2 separate regions of the Homo sapiens genome follow, and region 1 is linked to region 2. The links are chromatin contacts, found by Hi-C or POLR2A ChIA-PET in ENCODE. All regions are on one chromosome and are shown on one strand. The core of a region is the stretch at or near the end of the contact, and the rest is flanking DNA. Distances in the headings are between cores, read along the strand shown. Region 1 holds the start of IGIP (IgA inducing protein). Region 2 holds the start of HBEGF (heparin binding EGF like growth factor).

Region 1 (3,906 bases), core at 118-2,617, 220 kb before region 2:
TCAGATTTTAGGTTTATCTAGTGAAATTGTGCCAGGTAGTTGTCTAAATATGGACCAATTTTGGGAAATGAAGATTAATAAGTGTATATTTGATTCTAGATAATCCTTTACTCAAAATCATAAGTTAAAGATTCACATCATTAAGAGTTATCTAACTTTTATGTTGTCAAATCTTTAAATGTGGATGATATTCAGCATTCTATCTATGAATTTCCTTTAGGAAAAGAGAAAAATTCAGTCTCCAAACCTTTTCTTGGAGACAAAATTTACCACATATCGAAAATGAAAAAAATTTAGAAAGCGATTTGATTATTTTTTAATGGAGTTTAACCAGCTTAATTAATGATTTTTCCAGTTTGAAGCACTTATTTTCCCAATGTGAATAAAGGGAAAAGATCAGCAATTTGTCCCTGGCCTTTTTCGAGGCCATTTTTAGTTTTCTGCCCCCATTTCCCAGTCCTGGTATAAAATGAATTACGGGTATCCCTCTAAGTCCCTATAACCCTTTTTGGGGGTCACAGATATCTTTGATAATCTGATGACAGTGTGATGGATCCTCTACCCAAGAAAAAAAAAATGCCCATCCCTGGATAATTTTGCATACAACTTCAGGGGCATCACACATCTTCTGAAACCCAAGTTAAAGATCTCTGCTCTAAGTAAATTGTAGAGAATTTTAGTGCAAATCGTTGATAAAATTAGGAACCAACTATTGGCTTAAAACCTTTCATATTGGAATTATTGTTAGATGGTGGCCCCTACTAGCAAAATGTGACATTGCAACCAGCTTCGTTAGACATTATAACAACCAGAGAGAAGGGAAAAAAGCAAAGTTCTGAAAGCTATTTATAAGGAGTCAGGGCATCTCTAGACATGGGAGCCTTCCTGGTTCAAGGCAGGGGTCAGGGTGCCTGACAATTTCTAGCAGGGTAGAGTTTGATAAACCACAATGCTCAGGATGCCAAGGGGTTAGCCATTATCTTAACCCCTTCCTCACCAAAAGATTTTAGTTTTGTCTGTTGGGAAACAAGATGTCACTAGGGAAAAAAAGATTTGCCTTACAACTTTGCTGGAACACATCAGTTTGGTGACGTTGGGACACTAGTGTTATTTTTGAGAAGGCGCATAAAACCAAAGTAAATTATTCTCTATGTAGAACATTTATTTACTAGTAACATTTGTTTGCGTGTATTCGCTTTGACAATTTTTACCAGTAAATATTGGTTTTATTTAAAACTGGGAATCCAGTTGATATATAGGATAGTTGATACATCTGTTCTTTCCCCCATGTAAAGCATAGTTAAAAGATTTATGCATACTTTTTACTTTTCTCTCTTAATGCCATGGGGTGGGGAGGGTGGGTGGGGGAAAGATTTTTGAGTCTACAACTGACAAAATGTCTTCTTCAAATTAAAAAAAATTGAGAAGCAGCACTTTAAGTCTAACTCTACACCATTTTATTGCATGTATTAGTTTTATTAATGATTTTTGGTGCATGCCTTTGGGCTTATTCAAAAGTGTACAATAGGAAAGTATATTTCCTTTCTTAGAAAGGAGATGTTTTCTACTTTGCAACATGTGATTACAAAAATCTTCCTCTGTGGGAAGATTAACCATGTATTGAACTACTGAAAAGTATATATTTTTAGATATACAGAAGGAATCTACATGGAGCAGCATTCAGACCTATATAGAAGTCATAGCATTCTGTATAGGACCAAAAAGGAAATAACATTAAACACTTAAACAGACGTTGTTGGGTAGAAATACCTTTAGATCTTGCATTTACTTCCAAAAAGAAAAAATGCCACAGAAGTTTGCTGAAAACTTTTGTCGTTTGAATTTTCTCTGTCAGTGTATTTAGCCCAAATACAACAGCTTTGGGTTAGCACACACATAAGAATCAAAAAAACAAAGCTCACTAAATAAATCAGTCTGGTTTGCCAATCCAGCTTGACTGAAATAAGTAAACCAATCACTTGCAACATGAAAAACTGTCCAACTCCTCTAAGGTTCTGACAAAATAACCTTGGCTGATGTGGGAAGACTCCCACTTTGATTACTGACCTGACAGTGAAGATTCATGCTTGACATGATTTCAGACTTGACAATGTCTGTTTAAGGAGCTATGGTACAGTTTGCTAATTCAATCCCAGATACCTGTTGATTACCTGTGAGATCTAGAGTCCAAAGTAGCCAGCAGCCATATCCCTGAGTGCTCTGTGCCCATCAGATATCTTAAAGTAAGCAGGGTTGGGACAGGTCACAGCTTGGATGATTGACCTCAGGTGCCGTAGACAGCCCCAGATTCAAGAATTGTATCTGCTTTCTTGGCAGTCGTCACTGAACTAATGTCCCATACTGTGTTACTTACTGTAGATGCTCTCTTTTAGAGGAGGCCCAGAGCACACATCCTAATCGCTAGCGGTACTCAGAGAGGGGGTGCTAACTCTGATGCCCTGGCCAAATTCCAGTTTAGGGATGTGGGTCTTCTTCTTGTCATTCTAATTGGAAATGTGCATCACTTCCCATTTTTCTTACTGATCTCAGTGCAAACTACACTAGTCTGTTTCTTTGCCCTGGTCTCAAGTCTCTAAGACGCTGGTGTGTATTATGTGGGCTAAGTTCATGTGTTATCCTAAGGCACAAGAGTTGAGGAATGGGTGAGCTTGGTGTCAGAGCACTGTGTGGTTGGAGGGTGGACTCTTGTGATGCTGTGGGGATGAAATTGGCCCTCTTTTAGCATAAGTTGGGGAGTGTGCACTGGCTGGAGGCTTCCAGAGGCTTCCAGCCATGAGGTGTGAGCTGAAACCAATTTTTCCTCTTTCCTTATAGCATGTTGAGAAAATCTGTTGGGTTTTCAGCAGTCAGGGAAGGCCGGAGTTCTGCTTTAATCTGGGTAACTGAGGCTAATATGAGCAAGACTTTGGTTAATTAACTGGGTTCTCAGATGCCACAGACTCCGTGAGAAGTCACCATTATTTTCAATGGTTGTGATAGAATTTCCCCCAGTAGCCATTATTTTAAGATTATATTGCAGAGTTGCTTTATTTTGAGCTTTTTGTGTATACACAATCCCAAACTGGAAGAAATTTTAAAAAAAGGAATCCTGCTGTGAAAGGTATATATTACTCTAGATTTTTCTTACTGTAAATATTGTAAGATTGTAATACTGTCGATATTTTATTAACCAACAAATGTTAATCTATGTGAAATCAGACTTATTTTAAATGTGCTTCTTATTTACTGTGTGTGGTCCCTGTTGCTGACAGTATTAAGTTATATTCTGATGTAAGATTAACTTTATTAAAGAATGTAAACATTAATGTTTCCTTATGGGAAAACAAATAAAGTATAAAGAAGACAATTCTTTTCATTGAAATATACTGTGTATTTACACTTGCTAGACCCAGCACCACTTATAAATTTAGTACACTGTTCAGAATTTTAGTTAACACAGCTGACATGGTTGTGCTCTGTTTGAAAGTCTAAGAATAGGTATTGTTGGAATATACAGTTTGTATTTGTCTGCTGTGAATCATAATCTTGAAATTTCTAATCAAGTTTGTAAAATTTTTATAGTGAAACATTTTAATGACAATTTAAAAATTTATCTTCTCTAAAGAATGGTCAAAACAATATCCTTTCAGAAATAGAATTGTTCTTTAATATCTTTCCAAAATGACTTTGGTTAAATGGACCAGATGTATATTAGTTAAAATTTAGGACTAAGTTGTTGATATTCTTTGAGTTTACAAGTTAATCCTTATTGGAGATGTGCCAATATACAGTTAGAATATCATTAATTTGCACTGTTTGGGGACCCCATTTAAGAATGCTGAATTTTGCCAACTAAGAAGTAAGCAAATGCAATTTAAAAAGTAAATTTGAGCATTCTGTATTAAA
Region 2 (4,282 bases), core at 697-3,196:
TCCCAGGCCCCCTCAGAGCTCAGAAGGTGATACAGGTGGTCAGAGGAACCCAGTGACCAGAGCTTCGGGGAGAGCAAGGCAGGGGGGCCAAGCCAATCAGAAAGGGGAGGGAGAAGGTGCAGGGTGACAGCCAGGCTCCTGCCATGGACAGGGAGCAGTGAGTCAGGTCTGCAGAGGTAAGAGGAGCAGCCGTGTGGGTGGGGGGTGGGGGTGGGGTGAGTCACAGCCCAGCCCTGCCCAGCCTAGGAGGAGAGGGCCAGGAGAATCCAGGCTGTTCAGGTCATGGGCAACCCCAGAGGGCCACTGGGAGAGGATGAAGTATGGGAGCCCAGGCTCAGTTTTGGAGTATGTGCTTGATTTATACAAAGTAGAGAGAGTATCCAAGGAAAGCTCCTGGGAATGAGGGAGAAGGGCAGCTGAGGAGCAGGTGGAACTAGAACAGGTGGGCATCTGTCCAACCAAATATAGTCATTCCAGGGTACAGTGCTGAGTCCTTGCTCTACTCTGGATAATCTCCTCAGGTTTGGAGGCAGGAGAGCTGGCAGGCTCTGGACTCTGCCCTGTACCTGTACTTGGCCACAGCCAAAGAGGCTGGTTGGAGGATCCTACACAGCCCTCCCCATTTGGAGTCTCCTCAGGAATGCAAGGTGCTCAGTAAGCTGCAGGTTTCCGGTAGCATTCACAGATATCCAGCATTTTAATACAGCCCCCTAGGGGCTCAGTGCTCACCATTCACAGCCTCATCTAGGGCGGCCAAGAGCTCCTCATTCCCCTCTGTTTCCCCAATCTGGAGACAGGTGGATGGAGGAGGCCAACACTGCACACTTTCTAGAGATGTGCCTGGGCATCTCCGCATGTGTTACCTCTATTTTATATATAATAGTCATTTGATATGGGAATTAGAACTGGCGCCCATTTTTACATAGTAGCTCTAGGGAAAGCATCTCAACCATTCCTTGTTCCTATCACCCAGCTTACCTAAGAAGAACGTAACAACCCCAGACAACACGTCTGATTCAATTTGCCCCGGAGTACCCAGAAGGGCAGCAACCCAGCAGGTGAGGCAATGACAAGAGAGAGAGAGTGGGACCTATATTCCAGGATCCCCCAGTGCCCATCAGGCCGATCAGCTTTTCCCCGAGGTTCTCCATGAATACCCTCAACCCACAGTATTGCCCAAACAGCAAGAATCTTGGATCTGCTTATTCTTCAACAGCCCACCAAGGTCCAAGGATGGGGGGCCTCCACACCCACCTCTCAAAAGGTCCAGATCTGCCTCTTGCAAGTCACGGACTTTCCGGTCCCGGCCGCCTCCTAGGGGTAGCAGCTGGTCCGTGGATACAGTGGGAGGGTCCGGGTTGCTGGTTCCAGCAGCTAGCCCTCTCCGAAGCCGCTCCAGGCTCTCGCCAGTCACCAGTGCCGAGAGAACTGCGGGCGAGAGGCCAGGCCGCATCAGACACCCGCCCAGACCCCTGACCAACACGCACCGATGCCGACGCCCGTCCGCCAGAGCGCAAGGGCCCCACCAAGTGGCCCGTGCCGGGTGCGCTGCGGCGACCTTCCCCCATGCCCCCAGCACAACGCCCCCATCCCCCCGATCTCCGGGGGCGTCGGCAGCCCTCTTACCTGCAGCCAGAAAGAGCTTCAGCACCACCGACGGCAGCAGCTTCATGGTCCCGCACCGAGAGGAGGCGGCGAGGCACCAGTCACTTTCGAAGCGGCGGCCACTGGGCGCTGGCACCAGAGCTGGGCGGCGGAGCTCAGGAGATTCCGCCGGGCACCGTCTGCCGCCCGCCTCTGCGTGCAAGCCTGGCCGGGACCCAGGCGCAGCTCGCTCTTCTTGAGTGTCTTGTCTTGCTCACTCAGCCCGCCCGCGCGGCCGCCCGACCCCGCGCGCCTAGGTCAGGCCAGCCAGCAGCGTGGCCCGCGTAGCTCCTTCGGCCGAATGAGCGCTGCCCGGCTCGCGGCCGGGAATAAGGCTCCAGGAGGCGCGGAAGCTCCGCCCCGCCCGGCGCCGCCCCCTCCCTCCTCCCGTGCTGGGAAGCTCGCCCGGCTCGCGGCGCCGGCAGCGCAGCCCCCGACCCCGCGGGCGCGGCGGAGGACTGGGCGGGAGGAGAGGGCGGCGTTCACAATTTTTGGGACCAGGCCGAGGCAGCCGCGGCCTGATTGTGGGTAGGGCTACTGACCGGCAGGTGGCGGAGAGCGGTTCCTACCTTTCCCCAAACGCCTGTCACTCTGCAGCCTTGTGACTGACTGCTGAGCTGAGTTCTGTTCCGGGCCTGGCCTCTTGCTTCATCTAAGCCCCATACCAGGGGTCTCCATCCCTGTCACCCTCTAAGTTTCAGAAGCCCACCTTTTGGCCTACCAACACGGCAAGTATCAAATAATAATTAATTCATCTATCATTTAAAAATTAGACACGTGAATGCCAGCCGTTCTCATAAACCCGAGATAACCAGAGTTGAAGTTGCAGGCACTTAGTATCAATCCAGCAAAAGCAAAGGAAGTTAGTACTCTCTTAGTCTCTGGAGTGGCTTCCTCCCATCTTCCCTCAGGGGACATTAGGATTTTTGAACTATGGGTTGTAATTCCCAGGCTTCTGAGATTGGAGAGACACAGGTTGTGAAACAAGCCTTATTCTTTTCCTTGCCTTTGACTGCCACCTTTTTCCTCAACATAAAAAATGAGCCACCCTCCCATAGGACCCAGCTGGCTAACCTAGATTGCTGTTTCACAGACACTAGGTGTTTCTCTTCCAACCCATGTGCTTTTGCAGGGGTCTTCTGGAGTCACTGTCCTGACCCAAAGAAATGAGTGTCTCAGTAGGTATTTCAGTTTCCAGGGACGTGCTGGGGAGAGAGTTGTTTGACACAGGGCTGGGTTGGCTTTCAGAGCCCTGAAATTGTGCCAGATAGAGCACTTGCCGGATTCTGCCTGTGTGTAGGGATAAAAACAGGCCTGCTATTTATACACAGTCTATCCCACTGTCCCTCCCTATCCCCACCTTTGCAGGGGTCAGTCTGGCCCTGCCCTCTTAACTTGCTCCAGTAACCTAGGCCTAGGTTTCCATAGTGCACTGGAATCACTACAGACCTGAGTTTGAATCCTGCCTTTGCTACTTACTGTGTGACCTTGGACAAGAAACTTAATTTCACTGAGCCTCAGTTTTGACGTCTCTCAAATGGAAAAAATAATAACAATAATAATAATGACTACTTTGTAGGGAGCTTTTTGAGAAATGAATGCGGGAACACATAAAAGTAGTTAGTATAGTGCCAGGCACACTATAAGCTCTCAATAAATGTGACCCATTATTATTGTTGCTGTTAATAATAATCACTAAGCACTTGACCACTCTATTTCCTTAGAGGCCTCTTTTCTCTCACTTCTCTAGATCGCTTGCCTTCCCCTAGGCCATATCTGAGGCTTTATGATATAGTTGGGCTGGTTTCAGACAGAAGCTCACCTGTCACCTATTTGGCTAAGAGCCACTGTTAGATTATCCTTTTGGGTGATGAGTATCGGGCCTAGGACCTCAGTGCATGGTCACCGCCCAAGCCATGACTTTGCCCTCCCTCAGCAGCTGCCTGGCCACCTGCTTCCCCAAAACAAAGCCACCTTGGGGTCAAGGCTCTCCCCAGGGGAGGGTGGAGAGAAACACTTCCTGACACATGGTCAAATCACCCCCTTTCCCCCACCCTCGCCAGAGTCACACCCTGCTCTCTTGCCCCAGCCTGCCTTTCTCCCTTCACATGCTCTGTCCTTCCGCCTTCTCACCCCCACATCAGCCTCAGTCCCATTCATGGGGCAACTCCAAACTTTCATCACACCTGGAGCCTCACCCCAGCTAGGTTTGTGTGTCAGCCAGGTTTTACAGGAAGGGCCTGAAAAAAGAAGATAAAAAGCTTGAATTGGATTTGGGACAGTCACTTCCCCTCTCAGAATCTTGGATGTCTCTGAGCAAAGAAAAGGAATCACAATTCATGCTGAGGCAATCTCATTAACTCAATTATATCATAAACATTAACTGAACATTTTTGGGGGGCACTGGGGACATAGAAATAAATAAGACAGCCCAGGACCTGCTTTCACAGAGCTTATATTCTATAGTAGACAGGCAGCACATTAAGGAAATAAACAAGGAAAAACATATCCTATAGTGATAACTGCTAAGATGAAAGTTAAAATACAATGATGTGCTGTAGGATAATATGTTCCAGTGCCCAGGATGACACTTTAAACTGATTAGCAAAGCCTTCTCTGAGCAGGTGACATGTAAGCT

What was found. A loop is a pair of places that touch in the nucleus more often than their neighbours do. ChIA-PET counts read pairs that join two places held with the same protein, here RNA polymerase II (POLR2A). Pooled maps may share reads with other maps.
Region 1: a pooled map shows a loop between it and region 2 (2.1-fold over the local background). The contact joins the promoter of IGIP here to the promoter of HBEGF in region 2. A Hi-C loop is called at or near these places in 1 of 168 maps with a recorded cell type or tissue (naive thymus-derived CD4-positive, alpha-beta T cell), 1 of 37 single-sample maps with no recorded cell type and 6 of 50 pooled maps. POLR2A ChIA-PET finds 5 or more read pairs at or near these places in 6 of 52 experiments (HEK293, HEK293T, MCF 10A and 3 more).

Annotation. Positions count from the first base shown.
Region 1 is chr5:140,124,570-140,128,475 of GRCh38, forward strand. It overlaps IGIP (IgA inducing protein), which reads left to right and starts at 1,368. Exons shown (of 1, transcript NM_001007189.2): 1 at 1,368-3,906. PURA (purine rich element binding protein A) reads left to right here. Exons shown (of 1, transcript NM_005859.5): 1 at 1-1,050.
Region 2 is chr5:140,344,657-140,348,938 of GRCh38, forward strand. HBEGF (heparin binding EGF like growth factor) reads right to left here and starts at 1,947. Exons shown (of 6, transcript NM_001945.3): 1 at 1,627-1,947; 2 at 1,255-1,428. The coding sequence starts at 1,672. RefSeq lists silencers at 1,862-2,141, 2,182-2,231.